Regions from separate parts of the Homo sapiens genome. Here region 2 is linked to region 1. Evidence: read pairs that join two places in POLR2A ChIA-PET (ENCODE). Cell type or tissue: A673. All regions are shown on one strand. Each heading gives the region's core, and the rest is flanking DNA. Links, peaks and the distances in the headings are about the cores only.

The links. Peaks named below come from ENCODE experiments on the same cell type or tissue, not always from the same donor. Only the 100,000 strongest peaks of a DNase experiment are listed, where the experiment ranks them.
Region 2: POLR2A ChIA-PET joins it to region 1 with 6 read pairs; 1 of 35 experiments calls an interaction of 5 or more read pairs at or near these places.

Annotation. Positions count from the first base shown.
Region 1 is chr5:34,239,242-34,250,390 of GRCh38, reverse strand. It overlaps a transcript of C1QTNF3 not described here. Among named protein-coding and RNA genes, the nearest start is that of C1QTNF3-AMACR, 120 kb to the right of the region's middle. RefSeq lists a silencer at 5,481-5,660 and an enhancer at 5,373-5,667. In A673, for the core only: no CTCF peak of the experiment used is centred there; DNase peaks (open chromatin) are centred at 5,519 and 8,500; H3K4me3 peaks cover 860 bases; H3K27ac peaks cover 2,850 bases.
Region 2 is chr5:34,747,442-34,758,590 of GRCh38, reverse strand. It overlaps RAI14 (retinoic acid induced 14), which reads right to left. Exons shown (of 18, transcript NM_015577.3): 3 at 993-1,123. Among named protein-coding and RNA genes, the nearest start is that of TTC23L, 86 kb to the left of the region's middle. In A673, for the core only: no CTCF peak of the experiment used is centred there; a DNase peak (open chromatin) is centred at 6,080; H3K27ac peaks cover 368 bases.

The DNA.
Region 1 (11,149 bases), core at 1,337-9,336:
ATTGCCTTTTTAATATTCTTTTCCAGTTAACATTTCCCCCTCATTGATCTGAAATGTTTTCATTATATACCACCTTTCCATATCTGTCAATGTCTTGATTTTCTATATGATCTTCATCTATCTGTATTTATAACTCATTTTAATCATAGAAGCTTTAAGAATTGCTTAATATTTTGTATTGACTCCAAATTCCATTGATTTTATAGGCTATTTCTAGCTATTCTTGCTTCTTTATTCCTCCAAGTAAATTTGTCTATTTTTCTAAATCTGGAAAAAGAAATTCTAGAAAATATTGTTTGTTATGACACAGAAGATATAAGTTTATTTAAAGAACTGGCACATTTATGATTTTAAGGCTTTTTCAAGAGCATGGAATTTCTTTCCCCGTGCTCAAGTCCAAATTTGTGCCATTCAGAAGTGTTTTCTAGTTTTTTTTTTATATAGGTTTTAAACATTTCTGGTTAAGTTTATGCCCTCACATTTTATTTTAGTTTGGTTAATGACGTTTTACATGTGTGAGTTCCTCAATTATTTCTTTTAAATGTTCTGATTCAATAGGAACAGTCTCCTTAGTATCCTTAACAGAAATGATTCTTGTTTATAGAATTGCTAAATAAGTAAAGAAATTTTAAGTTAAATCATGGCAAGGAGTTATAATTATACAAAGCTTTTTTGTTCCTAGAGATTTTGGCTCACTTATATGGTAATCTATATGAAAATTTTTCTGTGATATCTAATATTAGAAAGATCCTCAATGATAGAATAGTGTTTCTTCCTAGCTGATTCATACATCTTTCTCTGCCAACATTTTGTTTGTTGAAGTGTTCCCCAACATATGACTCATTGCTTACTAAATCCCTATTGAGCAGCCAAAGCCCTGGTGACTAATTATGTCATTAATTTGGGAAAGTCAGAGACAATAAGACTGTCAGTTGAAACTTTGTAGGAGGTAAAAAAGTCACTGCTGTCAGCTGCAAAGATCCTTAAAATGGTCTTTAATAAAGTCAAATTTTGTGACAATAATTATTGCATCAAAGTCGGGGAAATACCTCTTAGATCAAATAAGATACATTGAAAAGCCAAAAATTATTTTTATCTCACTTTGTATTCTCATAAGGTCTATCCACTGTTATTTGGATATGAGACTTAACAAATGGAAAAGAAGACAAGGGTACTATCACACTGTATTTTCCTATGGCCTAACGACCACAATGGTTGATGAACTGCAGTAAAGTTTCTATAATATTTTCCATCTATTCATTTGCTCAATCACCTTGTAATGGTTATGTTGGTTAATTCCAGTCTTTCATGTGTAAGCAACAAAATGAGACTTATTTTGAAATATCCAGTATTTTTCTATTCTTACAAATAATTTTCAGGATCAATGCATTGAGGATTAGGAATGGCAATGTGTATTACTACTTTGATACCAACTAGATCCAATCTAATGTTGGAATTTGTTTGACAAAGTGTTGTGTATTTGAAAATAGGTAGCACTGAATAAAAAGAATATGGGCAAAAGAAAAATGGAAGTGTTTTGAATGGAAGTCTAAAATATTTATTGATCAATGCTGAACTGAGTAAGCAGGAGATGCCTGTACATAAATGACATTATCCTGATCTAGTAACAGGGAGAAGCAGAATATCTGAAAGCTGTTTATTAATTTGATAATAATAAGATTAGAAACATGCAAATCAAGATTAATAGTATTCACTTCTAATTGGGTTTAGGTAGACTTTGACTATTTTGCTTCTGATGTTCTTATATATTTAATTTTCTATAATGATCATATAATATATAATATTTTCATAATATTAAACATTTTAGAATTAAACTCCATTAGAGTGTATCTTTCCTAAAATAATATAAACATCCAATCTTGTCCTTAACAATTCCGTTCTCAAACATTAGCCTATTCCCTCAAGCCAATGTTGCTTTCGACCCATATTGTCCATCATTTCAATTTATCTCAAAGTTTTTTATTGCAACAATTAAATGCTTTGAATGATACCCAAGGCATAGTTCTATTTCAATAAAATTTCAAAGTTAATAGTTACATCAAATTTTGTTGGTGCTCATTGAATTTGATTATTAAAACCATAAGTAGTATGTTTTATGCTGACTGAGGGAGATAAAAGTAGTAATGTTTAATATTCAAACTGTGATGACTGAAAAAAAAAATTACAGGCCCTGTAAAATCTTATTTAATGTCAAATTTTAATTAAACAGGCTTAGCAGACCAAAATTAAAATCTCAATTATTTTTAAATTATTAATGACAGACAACTAGATTGAGTGAACACTGGCATCTCTTTTCAAATAACTTAGTTTAGTGGATGAGTTAAATATAAACTAGTTATTATAATGCAGCGAAGTATGTGAAAAATTTAATTTGAACCCTACTTAGCTTAAAATCCTGACATTCTAGGATGCAAGTCCTGCAAACTTTCCATATGTAATCAACAATTTTCTAAACATGCATGCTGTATCTCTCCTGTGTGACTTTGCATACATCATTCCCACATTCTAGATTATCCCAACCCACCTTAAGTGACTGCTTTTGCATAATCTCCCTTAAAATTCTAACTCAAGCACTGCATCTTTTGAGTCCTTCCCTAACATCTTAACATCTTCCTTCTTTCATTCATCATTAACTATAGTTAGTTATTATAGCACCTGTTAGCACTGTAAAATTATGTGTGTTACACAAGTACAACATGCAGACTAAGGTCGTGTATTACCTAGCCTCATATCAGCGTCACCTAGAACAGCAAAAATGTATGCAGATTAATCACAATATATTTGGATGTACAAAATATATTGAGAGCAAAATATGATGGAAATTTAGGTGATGCTCTTTGAGCATTGCTTCCATTTTCCAATAATGTAACCAGGAATCACTGTTCACGTAATTAAAGAACAATAAGTCTATGTGAATCAAAATATACATATGCATGCAAATGTTAAACCTCAGTAGGAAGAGGCCCATTCTCTTGCTTGCTGCTATATATATATATATATATATATATACACATATATATATGTTGTGTGTATATGTATATACACACAACAATCTATAGGCTTGCTTTTTAAAATAGTATAAGCAACAAATTTTAAGAGAAACAATAATGAGTGTGTAAAACATCAGATATATGTACCTTTGCTATTATTTGTGGAAATGGGGCTATAAAATAAGCTCTTTTATTTTCTTTTGTAAAACATTTCTTTAATATGAAGTAATGCAATACGTATTTATGTTCTAAGTGTTTTAATTTCCTTGGATATAAAATAATATCTTGTTCCTTTGATTCTCTTACATATAAGTGTATTTACTCAGATATTACTCCAAATACACCAGATATATTCAAAGTTGAAAAAATATATACTTTGGAATGTATTATCACCTTATTTCACATTAAGAAATCAAAATCTCTGGCATCCAAGTGCATTCCAGCCTGAAAAAAATTATGCAATTGTGAATTTAACAGAAAGCAAATTGCTCACATATGGAGTCAACGTGAAGCTATATCAATATTTATTAAAAGTTTATATATTACTTTTGATCCCCTGGAGAGAAATACAAAATTCAAATAATTATTCTATTTTTATATCCCAATTTGTAATTATGAAACTCTAGAATTTTAATTTTTCTCTTTCAAGTTTACCTGAAGCTTCACAAAATTCTGTGAGGAATCTATTATAACAGGTATTTTGCTTATTTCCACACAAACAGAAGGAAATGTGTATTTTCTATGCCCTGAAGAATTTACTCTTTTCTGTAAATGACATATGGTAGTTAATTCTTTTTGGTAATAAAATATTCCTGTTTTTATGCCGAACAGCCTTTTCATTTAAATTCAGGGCAACATATCAAAGCTTTGCCGTAATAATACAGAGTAATCAACTAAAGTAATATAGAATTTAAATAACAAAGAGTTTAAACAACTTAATATGTCTTCTATTAATTTCAAACTGAAATTTTACAGAAATTATTTGGAATATGCTGCCAGAGTACACACACACACACACACATCACACGCTCACATCACACACTCACACCCAGCTAAAGGAAATTACCACAGCTATAATGATTTCATTAAATATCTGAAATTAAAGTTTCTTTTGGACTTTCAGCTGAAGCTCATAGTAAATAAAAGTAATATGATCATTGTTGCATACTGTGAATCAACAGCACACAGAAACCTTAGACTTTCTATATTTACACAGCTTAATTATCCGAACTGAAACCTGAGGCCATCTGTGTCAACATGATTTCACAATTCATTCCAGAAAAGTATTTTTCCAGGAAAGTAAGGCTGCAAACCTATAAATAACTTATTGTTTGCTTCAGGAAATTTCTGCAAATCAATTTATGTCAGTAAGCAACTCTCCTCTGGGCCAACAGATTGCTCACCTGGGCAGGTAGCAGCTTGTGCCAGTAACAGTTTACTTATGAAGACTTCTGTCATGGCCCTTAACTCACAGTGTCCCCCAATCCTAAACTCTATGTCCTGAACATTACCTATTCTTGTCAGTCATTGGTCTTGAAAGGCCCCGGGCAACCATTTGAGCCCAGACTTCAATACTCTATCAATACCACCTTATCATCTACTTTTCTAACATAACCCCTCAAGGTGGTGACCCCACTTACAGTCGTATTTTATTGAATTTAGCTTTCCCTAATCAACATGCTAGTCTATTGGATGCAGTGTCAGAGGCAACAATCACAGAGGTTCTGAAAGCATCAGCCCATGGTTTTCTAAACATCATGGTTCAAGACCCTTAACACGAAACAGAAAGTTTCCCCGAGGCGCCGTAAACAACCCGTTTGGGCGCTTCCCTGATAATTATAGTGAAATCTGGCATCTAATTTTTTTTGGTGGACTCTCAAATTTTATATTTATGTTTTGATTCCTAGAAATAAAAAATGTTTTTATAAGGAATTCTTTGATCGTTTATGTTTTATTCTTGATAGAAACCTACTTTATAACTTCGAACATTATTGATGTTCTTCCTGTATTTCTGAGAGGTGACAGCTTGCTGGCATCCCTCGCTGGCTCTCGGCGCCTCTTCGGCCTCAGCCCACTCTGACCGCGCTTGAGGAGCCTTTCAGCCCGCAGCTGCACCGTGGGAGCCCCTCTCTGTGCTGGCTGAGGCCTGAGCGGGCTCCCTCTGCTGGCGGGGAGGTGTGGAGGGAGAGGCGCGGGCCGGAACCTGGGCTGCCTGCGGTGCTCGCAGGTCCAGCGCGACTTCCGGGTGGGCGCGGGCTCGGCGCGCCCCGCACTCTGAGCGGTCGGCTGGCGCCGCCGGCCCTGGGCAGTGAGAGGCTTAGCACCCGGGCCAGCAGCTGCGGAGGGTGCACTGGGTCCTCCAACAGTGATGGCCCGCCGGCGCCGCGCTCGAATTTTCGCTGGGCCTCAGCCACCTCCCCGCGGGGCAAGGGGGCAGGGCTCGGAACCTGCAGCCTGCCATGCTGGAGCCCTCACCCTGCTCCCCGCCCCCGTCCCCTGCCCCCCGCCCCCCAACCGCGGGCTCCCGCGCGCCACCCCGAGGGGACGGGCGCCACCTCCTGCTACGCGGCATCCGGTCCCGTCAACCGCCCAACGGCTGAGGAGTGCGGCAGCGCGCCAGAGACTGGCGGGCAGCTCCGCCCGCGGCCGGGATGCACTAGGCAAAGCCAGCTGGGCTCCTGAGTCCGGTGGGTACTTGGAGAACTTACTACGTCTAGCTGGAGGATTGTAAATGCACCAATCAGCATGCTGTGTCTAGCTCAAGGTATGTGAACGCACTAATCAGTGCTCTGTGTCTAGCTAATCTGGTGGGGACTTGGAGAACTTTTGTGTCTAGCTAAAGGATTGTAAACAGACCAAGCAGCTCTCTGTAAAATGAACCCATCAGCTCTCTATGAAATGGACCAATCATCAGGATGTGGGTGGGGTGAGATAAGGGAAGAAAAGCGGCTGCCAGAGCCAGCAACAGCAACGTGCTAGGGTCCCTTTCCACAGTGTGGAGGCTTTGTTCTTTTGCTCTTTGCAATCTTGCTGCTGCTCACTGTTTGGCTCTGCGCAGAGCTGTAACACTCACCAAGAAGGTCTGCAGCTTCACCCAAAGATATTCCAAAGATACAGAAAACTATATAGAGACATTTTGTATGGTTCTAATAGCACATAATCCACAGGTCCCTGATCGATAATATGGGTTTTTTATAAAATTGGTTTTTTGTATGCTATGAGGAATTTTACTTGTTAAAAAGAAGAGGTGGAAAGGCAGAATATGAAAACTATGAAAATGACATAAGAGACTATGAATTAGGTGAGAAACCAGAGAGATTTAGAAACCTGTAGACATTGTGCATCCCCCAATGCCTTCCCCCTTAAAAAATATTATATTCTAATCCAGTCCATCAAATAAAGTCTACCTTCATTAGAAACATATTCTCTTGGTTTTTATAATTTCAGTTTTTTTCAGACACAGATAGTGCATATGCAGATTTGTTACTTTTGTACAGTGCACCCTGGTAGTGAGCATAGTACCCAGTAGGTAGTTATTCAGCCCATGCTCCCCTCTCTCCCCCACCCCCATAGCCTGCAGCATGTCTTGTTCCCATGTTAATGTTCCTGTGTGCTCAATGTTTAGGTTCCACTTATAAGTGAGAATGTGTGGTATCTGGTTTTCTTTTCCAGCACTAATTTGCTTAGGATTATGTCCTTAGCTCCATCCATGTTGCTGCAAAGGACATAATTTCATTCTTTTTTATGGAGGCATAGTATTCCATAGTGTATATGTACCACATTTTCTTTATCCAGTCCACCGTTGATGGGCACCTAGGTTCATTCCGTGTCTGTGCTATTGTGAATAACATGCTGATGAACATACGAGTGCATATATATTTTTCTGGTAGAATAATTTATTTTCCTTTGAATATATACCCAGTAATGGGAATGCTGGGTCGAAGGGTATCTCTGTTTTAAGTTCTTAGAGAAATCTCCAAAATACTTTCCACAGTACCTGAACCAGTTTACATTTCCACCAACAGTAGTGTATAAGCATTCCCTTTACTCTGCAGCCTGGCCAACATCTAATTTTTTTACTTTTTAATTATAGCTATTGTGACTGATGTGAGATGGCATCTTACTGTGGTTTTTGCTTGCATTTATTTATTTGCTGATTAGTGAGGATGAGTGTTTTTTCATATACTTGAGTGTCTTCTTTTGAGAAAATATCTGTTCGTGTCCTTTGCCTTTTCTTGATTTAAATTTTAAGTTCTGGGGTACATGTGCAGGAAGCGCAGTTTTGTTACATAGATAAACGTGTGTGGTGGTGGTTTGCTGCACCTGTCAACCCATCACCTAGGTATTAAGCCTAGCATGCATTAGCTATTTTTCCTGATGCTCTCCCTCTCCTCAACCCCCTACAGAAAATTATAGTGTGTGTTGTGTGTTGTTCCCCATTGTGTGTTGTTCCCCTCCCTGTGTCCATGTGTTCCCATTGTTCAGCTCCCACTTATAAGTGAGAAGATGCGGAGTTTGATTTTCTGCTCCTGTATTAGCTTTGCCCTTTTTAACTGGGGTTGTTTTATGCTTGTCATTTTTTCTTCCTTATGGATTTGTTATATTAGATCGTTATCAGATGCATAGTTTGCAAATATTTTCTCCCATTCTGTAAGTTGTCTGTTTACTCTGTGGATAGTTTCTATTGCTGTGCAGAAGCTTTTTAGTTTGATTGACTTTCACTTGTCAATTTCGTTTTTGTTGCAATTGTTTTTAGAAACTTAGCCAAAAATTATTTGCCAAGGCCAATGTCGAGAAAAATATTTCCTAGGTTTTGTTTTAGAGTTTTCATAATTTGAAGTCTTACATTTTAACCTTTAATCCATCTTGAATTAATTTATGTGTATGGTGGAAGGTAAGCATCCAGTTTCACTCTTCTGCTTATGGCTAGCGAATTATCCCAGCACCATTTATTGAATAGGGTGCCTTTTCCCCATTGTTTGTTTTTGTTGGCCTTGTCCACGATCCAGATGGTGGTAAGTGTGCAGCTTTGTTTTTGAGTGTTCTATTCTGTTCCATTGGCTTAAGTGTCTGCTTTTGTAACAGTATCATGGTTAGTGTACACTTATAGTATAGCTGGAAATTGGGTAGTATGATGCCTCTCTGGCTTTATTATTTTTGCTCAGAATTGCTTTGGCCATTCTGGCTTTTGGGGGTGTTCCATATAAATTTAGAGTAGTTTTTTTCTAATTCTGTGAAGAAAGATATTGGTAGTTTCATGGAGATAGCCTTGAATCTACAAATTGCTTTGGGCAGTATGGCCATTTTAACAATATTGATTCTTTTAATCTGTAAACATGGAATGTTATTCCATTTATTTGTGTTATCAAAATTTCCTTCCTTCCTTCCTTCCTTCCTTCCTTCCTTCCTTCCTTCCTTCCTTCCTTCCCTCCCTCCCTTCCTCCCTTCCGTCCATCCTTCCTTCCTTTTCTTATTTCCTTCCTTTTTTGAGACAGGGCCTCACCCTTTCACCCAGGCTGGAATGCAGTGGAGTTACTATAGCTCACTGCAGGCTTGAACTCCTGGCCTCAAGCCGTCAGGGTAGTTAGGACTACAGGCATGTGCCACCATGCCTCGCTATTTAAAAAAAAAAAAAAATTTGTATAGATGAGGTTCCACTATGTTGCCCAGGTTGGTCTCAAACTCCTGGGTCCAAGCGATATACCTGCCTCGGCCTCCCAAAGGCATGAACCACTGCATCCAGCTTCAGATTTCAGCTGTGTTTTGTAATTCTCCTTGTGGAGATCGTTCACATCTTAGGTTAGTTGTATTTGCAGGGATTTTATTTTCATCCTAGGTGTTGTAAATATGATTGTGTTCTTAATTTAACTCTCAACCTGGATGTTGTTGTTGTATAGAAATGCTACTAATTGTTGTACATTGATTTTGTATCCTGAAACCTTGCTAAAATCCTTTATCATTTCTAGTAGACTTTTGTTGAAGTCTTTAAGGTTTTTTAGGTATAGAATGATATTGTTGGGTGAAGACAGATAGTTTGCCTTAATCTTTACTTCCTATTTGGGTGCTTTTCTCTTTTTCTGTTGCGAGATTGCTCTGACTAGGATTTCTGGTACTATGTTGAATAGGAGTGGTAAGAGTGGATGTCCTTGGCTTGTTTCATTTCTAGAGGAGAATGCTTTCAGCTTTTGCCCATTGAGTATTATATTGGCTGTGGGTTTGTTGTAGATAGCTCTTTTTTATTTTGAAGTATGCTTATTTGAAGCCTCAACTGTTGAGGGTTTTTTTTTTGTTTTGTTTTTTCATGAAGGGGCACTGGATTTAATTGAAAGCTTTTCCGGCATCCATTGAGATGATCATATGGTTTTTGATTTAATTCTGTTTATCTGGTGAATCACATTTATTGATTTGCATATGTTGAACCAGCCATGCATCCCAGGAATAAAGCCTGTATTGTCATAGTAGATTAATTTTTTGATACGCTGCTGATGGATTCAGTTTGCTAGTACTTTGTTGAGAATTTTTGAGTCTATGTTCGTCAACAGTGGTCACCTGAATGTTCTTTTTTTTTGCGTCTCTGCCAGGTTTTGGTATTAAGCTGATTCTGGCTTCACAGCATGAGTTAGGAAGGAGTACGTTCTCTTCAACTTTTCTGGAATAGTTTCAGTAGAATTGTAGTAGTTCTTCTTTATACTTCCGGTAGAATTTTGCTGTGAATCCATATAGTCCAGGGCTTTTTGGCTTGGTAGATTTTTTATTACTTATTCAATTTCAGAGCTTCATATTGGTCTCTTCAGTATTTCAGTATCTTCCTGATTCAATCTTGGAAGATTGCCTGTTTTCAGAAATTTATCCATTTCCTCTAGATTTTCTAATTTTTGTGTCTAGAGTTATTCCTAGTATTCTCTGAGGATTATTTTGTATGTCTGTGGGACCATTTTTAATGTCGTTTTTGTCATTCTGATTTATATATTTAGATCTTCTCTTTTTTTTCTTTGTTTATCTAGCTAAAGGTCTATCAATCTCTTTTTTTAAATCAACTCTGGGTTTCATTAATCTTTTGTAGGATTTTTGCATCTCAATTTCATTCAGATCTTCTCTATTTTAGTTGTTTCTTTTCATTCCTAGCGTTGATGTAGGGTTGTTCTTTTTTTTTTTCCCTAGTTCCTTTAGGTGTAGTGTTAGATTGTTAATTTGAAATATTTCTAACTTTATGATAAAGGCATTTAAACGTTCCTCTTAACACTGATTTAGCTGCATCCCAGAGATTTTGGTAATTTGTGTTCCCATTTTCATTAATTTCACTTTCTTAAAATTTCTCCCTTAATTTTGATTTTCACACAGAAGTTATTCAGGAGAAAGTTGTTTGATTTTCTTTTCATCTATTTGTGTAGTGTTGAGAGATGTTGATATTTATTTATATTTTGATTACATTGAGATCTAAGAGTGTGCTTGATATGATTTCATTTTTTAAAATTTATCCAGACTTGCTTTATGACCAAGCATGTGGTCAATGTTAGAATATGTTCCCTGTGCAGATGAGAAGAATGTATATTCTGTGGTTATTGAGTGGAGTGTTCTGTAGATGTCTTATTAGGTCCAAATGGTCAAGTGTGAAGTTTAAGTACACAGTTTCTTTCTTAGTTATCTGCTTTGATGATCCAATGCTGCCAGCGGGGGTGTTGAAGTCTCCTACAATTATTGGGTGGTCGTCTGTCTTTTTGTAGTCCAAAAAGAACTTGTTTTATGAATCTGGGTGCTCCATGTTGGGTGCATTTATATTTAGGGTACTTAAGTATTCTTGTTTGATCATATACTTTCTCATGACGTAATGCTCTTCATTCTTCAATTGTTCTTTTTAATTTTGATTAAAGTCTGTTTTATCTGATATAAGAATAGTTACTCCTGCTTTTTTGTTATCATTTGCATGGCAGATTTTCTCCGTCCCCTTATTTTGGGCCAGTGGCTGTCATTACATATGAGATGAGTCTCTTGAAGACTACAGATGGTGAGCCTTGCATTTTTATCCAGTTTGCCATTGTACGTCATTTAAGTGGGGTGTTTAGCCTATTTACATTTATGGTTAATGTTGATACATGAGATTTTGATCCTATCATCACGTTTGTAGCTGGTTTTTAGGT
Region 2 (11,149 bases), core at 1,635-9,634, 510 kb before region 1:
GTCTAAACAGATTCCCAGAATCCTCATCAAGAAAAAGTGACAAAGTTGGAACCTGTCAATAACACACCTTAAAAATAGAGGTTTCTTCCTTTCTTACGCTTCCTGGGATCACCGGCTATAGAAATTACTTGCATTGTATGTGTGTATACATCCCTAAGTAATATATATTACCACTTTGTGTTTCACAGTAATTACACAATAACCATCATTTGACATGTTAGAAAAAAGAAAAGATATAAAACTACTTGCACTTAAATCCTTGTCTCAGAGCCTGCTTCTGAGGGCACCCAACCTACATTATTATTTCATTTTATACTCATAACTACTCTAACAGTTAACTAATACCATCTCCATTTTATAGTAAGGAAACTGAGGTTCAGAGATTACACAACTCGTAAGTGATAGAGTTCCTGTGAGATGTCTATCTGGCTCCAAAGTCAGTGCTCTCTCCACAACACTGCCAACGTAAGAATGGATATAAACAAATACATGCTCATGCACAAACACACACAAATACTTAATCAAATATACAGCTTTAATTATGGCAAGGAAGAGTACTACATACAGCAAACCATAAAGCAAAATCATACTACTCATGTACTTAATGATCTATGTTAAGGAAGATCAAATAAATAAACAAGTAGTTTAAGATAAATACACAGTAAGGTTTGAGGGTTATAGGAAAATACTTTTTTCTCTTTTATGCTATTTCTTATCGAAGAGAGAATTCATGTCTCATCTACAATTGGTTGCAATCTTAGGAGGTAAAACCTTTGCTTATACTTGGGAACATGTATACCCATTCAAGGTAGAGCTCCATATGTGACTTGGAATTTGGAGAGAAAGGCACTAGATTAAAATATCTTCTTACATATTTCAACATGGGAGTGGAGAGGGAGCACGTGTGAAATTCCCCTATGGATACTAAGGATTCCAGAGAACACCCCAAAAACCCAGAACCAGCATATCTGCAAACCAGTGTTTCAGCTTACGCGGTCTTGCCCTCACTGTCGTGTTTGGTGGCACTGGCCCCCTTCTTGCCGAGCAGTGAGGCCACCTTCTCCGCATCTCCATTCTCCACGGCCTGCAGTAGCCGGTCATCATTCTTGTTCCACTCATTGGTCTGTAGAGAAAGAGAAGAAACAGAGGTCATGAACAACACTGGCCACAGCCGCACTGACCAGCAGGGCTGCAGTCCTCGCAGCCCCCACCCTCCTGTCACTCAAATTAAAGCCTGCTCCCGAATGAGTGTGTTTTAAAATACCTTCCCCTTCACCATGGAGACACCCAAGAAGGCCGCTTTCCCAAAAGAAAACATAAATAGTGCAATGAAATCACGGCTAGTCACCAAACTCTGAGATAAAATTTACTTCTTTTAACTAACACTAGGAATATGAAGCAACGTAAAAAGACCTCAAGGCCAGTTTACACATTAGCTAATTTCTCGCTGAACTAGACAGCTGCTCCTCAGCACGTTGGCCTTTGACCTCATCCACAGCTCACTCTGTCCACCGTGTTACAGAACCAAACCAGCAGCTCAAGGTTACCCGAGGTTTACAGACACATAATTTTTCATCTGCTTTTATTGCCTCTCTTTCTGGTCTGTTTACCAGGCCCTGAATTTTGAGCTGGATACTGATTTTAAGTAGTTGTCCAGGCTACCGACTCAACAAAGTCTCACCAGAAACAAAACTTCTTCCTGAGCAAGCTCTTAAACGTCAAAGAGCTTTGAGCAAAGCCTCAATCACTGTCAATGCCAAACCCCAACTGAATAATTCTGCAAACCACAGTAACAGTAAGGCACTCGTATGTGCAAAACTGATTTCTACACTTAGGAGGGAAAGAGACGATTTCTATATAAGAGCAGATGGGCTCTGAATATAAGACTAAGAAAGACATGAAAGGCAGCAGTGAGCCACTGAAGGTTTGGGAGCAGAGGAGGGAGAGAATTATAGAACCAGTGACTGAAGAGTCATTGGGAGGTGTTGAAGCACGTGGGATTAATGAGGGAAAGAGGGGAGGAAGGAAAGATGTTGAGCATATCAGAGGCTCTGGGCACTTTGCAAGCCCGGGCTGCCTTCCAGTCGTCTCCTGCGCCCGGCCCCTGAGCTAAGCCCACTTTCTGGCCCCTTCGGCTGTGGACACCACACCCTGGGAGAGACTCCTTTTCCCTTCCCAAAGCTTTCTATAGACTCTGCTTCCTTGCAGCCTCTGAAGGGATGAACCTCCAGGTATTTCGTATTAACAGCTTTACGATCGACCCTTAAAAGGAAGCAGACAGAGGAGATATTGTAGATTTAAAAACTAAAAAGAAGAAATTTTACAGGATGACAGTCTTCCACGGCCCCGGGAGTATGTTCCCAATCTCTGTACTGATGGAAATGAGGAAACCCAACAAGTCTTTGTCCATCAGATGTCTCAGTCACCCTCCCAACCCTAGCCCATATGTAGGGCCTTAAGCCAGGGAGGGATAAAAGAGATGTGTTCAGAATTTGCATCTCTGAACGTCTCAGGACTGAACCATTCCCAGTTTTTAGGACTCTGTCCTCCCCCACCAACACTGAGTGCAGGTGCACAGTAGGAATGAAGCAGGTTTGAACAAAAATCAGCAGCTTGTTCTCTGGGCTGCGTGAACTTGAAGTCCAGAACTCCAGACTGACACTTACATGTTGTGTGACCTGAAGTCACCCATAATCTTTCTGTGCCTCAGTTTCCCCAGGCTTTGGACTGGATGTCCACTGTGATTCCACCAAAGCTCAAAATTCTTATTATATAAAATTCCCCAAACTCTGCTAGGGATTACTCTAGAACAGGACTGTCTGCCGTCATGGAAATGTTCTTTATCTGGGCTTTCAAATACTATAGCCACAAAGCCAGTGATTCTTAACCAGGATTTGTTTTGCCCCTGTGGGGTCATTTGGCAATCTCTGGAAACATTTTGGTTGTTATGTCTATAGAGTGCTACTGGCATTGAGTAGGTAGAGACCAGGTGTGCTGCTGAAAGTCCTACAATGCACAAATGCATGAGACAGTCCTCCTACCCCCACCAAGAATAATCTGGCCCAAAATGTCAATACTGCATGAGCCACTTGTGGCTACTGAGCACTGGAAATGTGGCTAGTGCTACTGAAGAAGTGAATTTTTAACCTCGAGACTTCACGTGACGTTAGCCAGAGGCCACCATGTAGACCAGTGCAGCTCTCCTTGATGACTCTCCTCATAGGTTTAACAAAGTAAGAATGTGTCTGGACCAACATCAGCCACGCTCCTACTACAGCAATTTACTCACAAAGAAATGAGATTTTTGTCTTTAGTTACCAATCAAGCTTCCTGTTGAAGGGAAACATAAGAAATATGGCGTTCCTCACACCATCATTTGTTAGTAGAATAGAAAGCGTAACTTAACAACTGTACAAACAACTACAGCAAATGATCAAGCCCCAAGAAACACAGTGCAGCTTATTCCCCCAGAGTGCACTTTACAAGCAAAGAAAAAAGGGAAGAACATTTAGGACCAATGATCCCTACCTATAGAATCCTAAAAGAGAAAAGTATTGTTTTTCCAAATCCTTTTCTAACCTAAACTGAACAAATTAAAACTGGACTGGGAAGATCAAAAGGATATGATCAAATCTCAGAGGACAGGACTGAAAGTATTCAAGCAAAGGAACGGCCGCATGAAAGGATTTTCCTTTTCAACGTTGCTAAGGCACTCTACTCTTAGGTAGAGAAAAATCTGATTGCAGGGGTTCCCTAAAATTCGTTCCACATGGATCTTTAAGGGAGTTCAGTTTCTATAAGACATGGCAGGAGAGATCTTCCCTATCCTGCTCTTTGGAAGACAAGGTCAATGCAACATTCCTAGTGGTCTGAAATGCCTCTCTTCTATCTAGAGCCTCTTTTCAGTGCAGGCCAGAATTTACTTTTCTCTTGGAGCAGATGAAGAGAACATGGCTACACAAGCAAATCTTCAATAAATAATCCACAACACCATTCAAGAAGTGCTGCAGATGGGGTTCACAGTAAGCAGAGCTAGGTTGGGAAAAGAGGAGGGAAGGTAAGAGCCTGGGCGTGGTAGCTCATAACTGTAATCCCAGCTACTGGGGAGGCCAAAGCAGAAGGATTGCTTGAGTTCGAGACCACTCTGGGCAACACAGTGAGACGCCATCTCTAAAAATAAAAAATTTTAAGAAGAGTTTTGCTCTTAAAATTCTCACAAGCATGCTAAAACTAGAGGCCAAGTAGGGTCCCAATTAGACGTCTGATCCAGGAATCTGGATTCTGATCAAATAGCAGAGTTGTCTAGTCCTGGGCCAGGCCACTAATCATACTTGCAATTAGCTCTGATATGCACAACTGGCCATATCATGCTCCTTCCAGAAGCACAGTGATAAAGAGGCCATCAGTTTTCCTTCCTAAACTTGCCCACGGAGATATTTCCTACATCCTCTCATCCTCTCCTATAAAACTATTCTATCCAGTGCCATACTCTTTTTTTTTTCTTTCTTTTGAGATGGAGTCTCACCTTGTTGCCCAGCCTGGAGTGCAGTGGCACGATCTTGGCTCACTGCAACCTCTGCCTCCTGGGTTCAAGCGACTCTCCTGCCCCAGCCTCCTGGGTAGCTGGGATTACAGGCATCTGCCACCATGCCTGGCTAATTTTTTTTTTTTTTTTTTTGAGATAGAGTCTCGCTCTGTCACCAGGCTGGAGTGCAGTGGTGCAATCTCAGCTCACTGCAACCTCCGCTTCCTGGGTTCAAGCGATTTTCCTGCCTCAGCCTCCCGAGTAGCTGGGACTACAGGCACATGCCACCACGCCCAGCTAATTTTTGTATTTTTAGTAGAGGTGGGGTTTCACCATGTTAGCCAGGATGGTCTTGAGCGCTTGACCTCGTGATCTGCCCACCGTGGCCTCCCAAAGTGCTGGGATTATAGGTGTGACTCACAATACCTGGCCCAATTTTTGTATTTTCAGTAGAGATGGGGTTTCACCACATTGGCCAGGCTGGTCTTGAACTCCTGACCTCAAGTGATCCTCCCACCTTGGCCTCCCAAAGTGCTGGGATTACAGGCGTGTGAGCCACCGTGCCTGGCTCCAGTGCCATTTTCTATACCAAAATTCCCATAGCCAATCACAACATGAGACAAAACAGATGTTCAATAAGCACTTTGAGTCATTCTTTGGAATCCAGAAGCAAATCCTCTCCCCTACCCCCACCCCCAAGCATCAAAAAAAATCTCAAAAAGTCACTTTGGTCAATCTACTGTCCAAAAGTAGAGCTGGTCAAATAAATAGGTAAAGTTTGAAATTTTATCATAACATCCCAAAGTAATTCATTCATACTCTAGAATCAAAGAAGGCTTTTGGAGACCACCATCAAACTAACAAAATTACCTCTCACCACTTTCCATGAAAATCCTCTCCTCTAACTAGCATGCCCTCCATAGGACAGGACTGATTCTGCCTCCACCCTGGGCTTCTGGTCCTCTTATAGTTTTCAACTCTATGAAAGCTGTATAGTTTATCGGTTAACCTCACATGTTAAAAAAATAAAATAGAAAACATCAGATGTACCACCTTTAATAAAGTTAAATGTCTTATGAAGCTTTTATTTATTACATGTATGTGTATCCTGACTGATATAAAATACATTTCTGGACTGGGCACGGTGGCTCGTGCCTGTGATCCCAGCTACTTGGGATTCTGAGGCAGGAGAATCGTTTGAACCCGGGAGGTGGAGGTTGCAGTGAACCGAGATTGCACCACCGCACTCCAACCTGGGCGACAACCCAAGACCTTGTCTCAAAAAAAAAGAAAAGATACATATATATATATATATACACACACACACACACACACACACACACACACACACACACACACACATATATGTAAGAAATATAGATATTTCTTACTGGAGGATCACAAGAAAAAACACTGGCAGCCACTGCTTCAGAATGCTCTGTCACCCCATCTGCCTAAGCAAAGGCGTATTTCGAAAGCCTAGCTCAAGCCCCGCGGGCCCTCTCCACCCTTTCCTGGTGGCCTCTCTCTGTTTCTCTACTCCATTGCGTCCCTGGGGGCCATCCACTCGCTCATCTCAACCGAAGCCCACAGTCTAGACTTGATGAAATATCGCATCCTGGTTTTTGTTCGAGAGCTTACGGTTTTTCTCCTGTGTTTAGCTCCCTGAAGGCCCTGAGAACAGTCTTCATTTCTTACCCCCATGGTGCTCAGTATTTGCTGCTGATTTTAGCAGGAGGTTGATTGGCCTAAATCACTCTCGACTTAGCAAATATTTGTTTTTTCATTTACAAAAGTTTCATTCTTTTGCAAACAACTATTAAATCGTGTTTCAGGTTTTTTTATAGGCTAAATAAATCCAACTCCCTTAACTTTTTTAAAAGGCCAATTTTCCAAGATTTTAATCATGCAAATACTTTCTTCAAATCTCTTCCCAACTAAGGAGCCCAGCCTTATAAATTCAATCAGGGTGAACGCGATGTCTCCCAGTCACAAGAATCACCTGGGTGCTTGTTAAATCTGCAGACTCCCAAGCCCCATCTAGCAGACTCTGACCCCAGGAGTCTGGGGTGGAGCCCTGGAATCACTTAGGTTCAACGAGTGCATCCTTTGATTTTTATTGCTAACTTGAGGACAACTGGAACCTATGTTAAGACTAACAGGAGAATTCACTTGAAAGAATTTTCTTCTTCCACAAGGCATTAAGGAAGCAGGCCTGTGAAGAGAAGAATTCTTCACTATTTTCTTGTAGAACTAGGTATTTTGTTTCCCATAAAAGCTGAGTAAATATTGGTCTTTCCCCAACCTGTGTATAAGACATGCATTAGAATGTCAACGAAAGCATCGCTCATAACAGGCAAGAATTACAAATAACCCAAATTTCCAATAACAAACGACGGATAAATTATCACGTCGTCAAGCAACAGAATAACACACAGCAATGAAAATGAACAAACTACAACTAGGTACAACAGCACAGATGGGTATTAAAAACAGTACTGTTGAAAGAAGCAAGACACACACAAGAAAACCCACAATAGTATGACTGCATGCACATAAAGATAGAAACAGGAAACATGGAACCATAGTGTTTAGGGATGTATATACAGATGATAAAATTATAGCCTGGGTGAGGTGGCTCACACCTGTAATCCCAACACTTTGGGAGGCCGAGGTGGGCAGATCACTTGAGGTCAGGAGTTCGAGACCAGCCTGACCAACATGGTGAAACCCCCGTCTCTACTAAAAGTACAAAAAAATTAGCCAGGCATGGCGGGCACCTATAATCCCAGCTTCTCGGGAGGCTGAGGCAGGAGAATCGCTTGAACCCAGGAGGCAGAGGTTGCAGTAAGCACTCCAGCCTGGGCGACAAGAGGGAGACTCCATCTCAAATTAAAAAAAAAAAAAAAAATTATGGCCGGGCGCGGTGGCTCACACCTGTAATGCCAGCACTTTGGGAGGCTAAGGCAGGCGGATCACCTGAGTTCGGGAGTTCGAGACCAGCCTGACCAACATGGAGAAACCCTGTCTCTACTAAAAATCCAAAATGAGCCAGGCATGGTGGCGTAGCCTGTAATCCCCGCTACTCGGGATGCTGAGGCAGGAGAATCACTTGAACCTGGGAGGCAAAGGTTGTGGTGAGCTGAGATCGCACCATTGCACTCCAGCCTGGGCGACAAGAGCAAAACTCCACCTCAAAAAAAAAAAAAAAAAAAAATGATAAAGCAAAGTAAGGATAAGGTCAGTATAAAAGTAAGGGTCATGATTAGGGGTGAAGGTGTGGCATCCTATCAGGAAGGGACACCCGGGGCCATTCTGGGACTTGCTCTGTTTTAGGGTCTGATTAGCAGCTCCTCAGATGCTCACTTTATAACTACTTGTTAGAACGTACATGGTTTTGTGTACTTTTCTCCATATGTGATTTATTTCTTTTATTTCCTTCTCCTTCCCTCACCATCCCCCTTGAGGCATACAAAACACATACACACAGAATTTAGAAAGAAGTCCTGTGCTTCAGTTTTTGGTCAACACCAGGTCAAACGCCTTCGAACGGTTCAGTCTCACTTGCTGTTTCCTCGTCGCTTAAAAAAAAAGGCAGAGTGGCGCCAAAATCTGGTTCTTAATCTTCTGGAGGCCTCATGGACCCCCTGGAGAATCTGGTACAGTTACAGACATTCCTCAGAATAATGCACATCCACACAAAAACTTGCATATGATTTCTGGCCTAAATATCTACCCCCACCCAGCCCACTCCTAAGCCCAAGTTTAAAATTCCTGGTGTAGAAAAGAAGAGACAGACTTCAGAGTTCGGTGCTATTGAGTTGAAATTCCAGTTCCATCACTTCTAGGTGGTCATCCGTGTCCCTGGGCCTCCCTGTCCTTATCTATAAATGGCAGGAAATCCCCCCTACTTGTAAATTATCCTGAGAATCAGATGCAGCATACATAAACAGCCAGGCACATACTAGGTACCTAAAATGGTGATTCTTCTGGAATTTGATGAGCTGCACTGTTCCTTCTTGACTAATGTTCTATGAATATTTTAATATTTACAATTTAGGACTGATAGTCCAATACCCTTTTAGAGGCTGATAACAGCTTAATGCAAATTTTCTACTATGCTCCTTCAAAATCATATTTTAAAGGGCTCTAGAGAAACATTCACAGACATGAAATTAATGATTTTATTGAATATGGCTCACTTTTCCAAGAGACTGTTTAAACAGACACGATTTCAACAGAGAACATTAAGCCATACTTGCAAGTTCAGGAAGCCATATGTTATGCTGCAGAGACATGTGTAATGTGTCAGCTATGAAGGGCGGCATGTGGGAAAGAGCCCTTACCCTCAATATGGGCTCCAAACATTCCTGCTAATATATCACAAATGATATTGGCTGGCCGGTAAGTTTCCTATTCATCAAATCATTTCCAAATGACACTGACTTACTTAAAGGTTTTCTCTTGAAGCTTGGCCTTTTTGAAGCCTTGCCTGCCTCCATCTAGAATAGCAAACATCATGTCAACCGGGTGATGAACGCTGGGGATTTGGCAACCGGCAGTGTCTGCCCTTGGCCAGACATGGCATCACCTTCTTTTATTTTGGTTTAATCATTGGGACCTGAAAAACCAGTGGAACTCAGTGGTCACAGACATCTGGCTAGTCAAGAGGTTCTGAGTTTTCAAACATATCAACTCAATCAAAATAATCCAGTGGCACAGAATAAGCCAGGAAGAGAGTTTCTTTGACTTTCTTGAGAAAAGATGCCAAAACCCTAACCATCACCAATTAGAATGCTCTTGTTCTGTGCCTCTGCTCGGGCAGCCATCTGGAGGAATCTATCTGAGATTATCTTGAGAAAAGCTGCATTTCTTGCTCCAGTTTTCGGTGAGGAGACTGTTTTGCCAATATAATCAGCAAGTCTAAGACGAAAGACAAAGTAAACTGTTTTCACTGGGAAGGTTTCAGATTCACATTGTCCAGGAAAAAATCTTGCGCACACCTCATCATTTTAAGAAAGGGTACAAGGAACAGGCAAGCTTCAGTCTCAAATAATATTTTCCCCAGTTGACTATATCCACCAGTACTTACGGATATGTATCTACTAGGTGCAGGGTAATAAAGAAGATTCTATAGCTGTTACACAGATAAGTGAGATCTAATCCCTATCATTCATTCACTTATTCAACAAATAAGTGTGTTTTACATGCAGTATAGCCTTTCCCAAATTTTCTTTTTTTTTTTTTAATTTTTATTTTTTTAATTTGTAGAGACGGAGTCTCCCTAGGTTGCCCAGGCTGATCTTGAACTCCTGAGCTCAAGGGATCCTCCCACCTCAGCCTTCCAAAGGGCTGGATTATAGGCATGAGGCTCCCAAATTTTCTATATAGTTGCAGAGATCAAATACGGTAATACCAGAAATACGCCAACAATGCAAAATAGGATATTAGAAGTGGCAAAGTGAGCAAAATGGTGAATTGACACACTAGCAAGGAAAGACAACTCTCAGCTGGGCAAGCAGGGAGTTTCCTGACTGGATTGTGAACCAGTCCTTGCAAGAAGTAATATTTAAATTAAAGGAGAGAAGAAAAGACACAAGGATTGAAACATACAGGATGTATTTAGTAGAGAGCATAAACAACAAGTTGATACAAGTGAAACCTTACAACCAGAAAATTACCAATACAACACGGCAAGCACCTAACCAGCAGTTTCATAAAAGAGTGTTCCAGATAATGTTCGTTACTTCAGACCAATACCTGATGAGTTTATCTAAAATGTCTTTTCCCTTTACTTACATTTTTGCTTAAGATTATTCACACATGCAGGTTACACTGTCCCTGCTATTCACCCCGAAATCCATCACTCTCCCTAAATGAAGAGTGTCAGCACTTCCTGAGGTCTTTTCTACATAACTGCCGAGTGCTGTGGCGTGTACATAATACATAAACACCTCCATCCAGAAACAGGCTGGTCCCTCTGCCCTACCCACTTCAGCAAGCTCCTCCTCCTCATTGCTTTCCTTTTCCCCAGCCCTTCATGGCCACCAGGACCAGGTTAGTTCTCTTTGCTGGGGTCCCCCATGCTCTCTTCCATAGGCCTTGGCATGGTTGTAATTAAATAGTATTTCCAAAGTATCTGTAAAGGTCTGTCCACCTTCCACTGGACTAGACTTCCAGGGCATGGGCAATGGCTAGCATCTGTCTCGTTCACCACTAAGCCCCATGCCCCTTGCCCACTGCCCACTGGATGGTAGGGGCTCAGTTCAGAGCTGTGCATGGAAAGGCTTTGTTTTTCTCATTTCTACCTTGGGAGCTACTATTAATTAACCTCTTTAAGAATTTTAAATTATTAAATAATTTTAAAGACCCACCATGTCACAAGAAGTCAAAGCACAGTCTCATGGGGGCAGAGATAAGCCTAAAATAGGTGAAGCCAATTTTTTCCTTCATGGAGAAAAATTATCCCATCCAATTCTATTGGTTTCAACTACTCATTTACTTATATTCATTATTTAGAGAGTGAGAGAGTATGTGTGTGTTTATCTTATGTACTATGTGAAGTGCTTGGCATAGAAAGATTGACAGGAATATTGTTCCTTGAGGAGCCTTCAGACTTCTGAG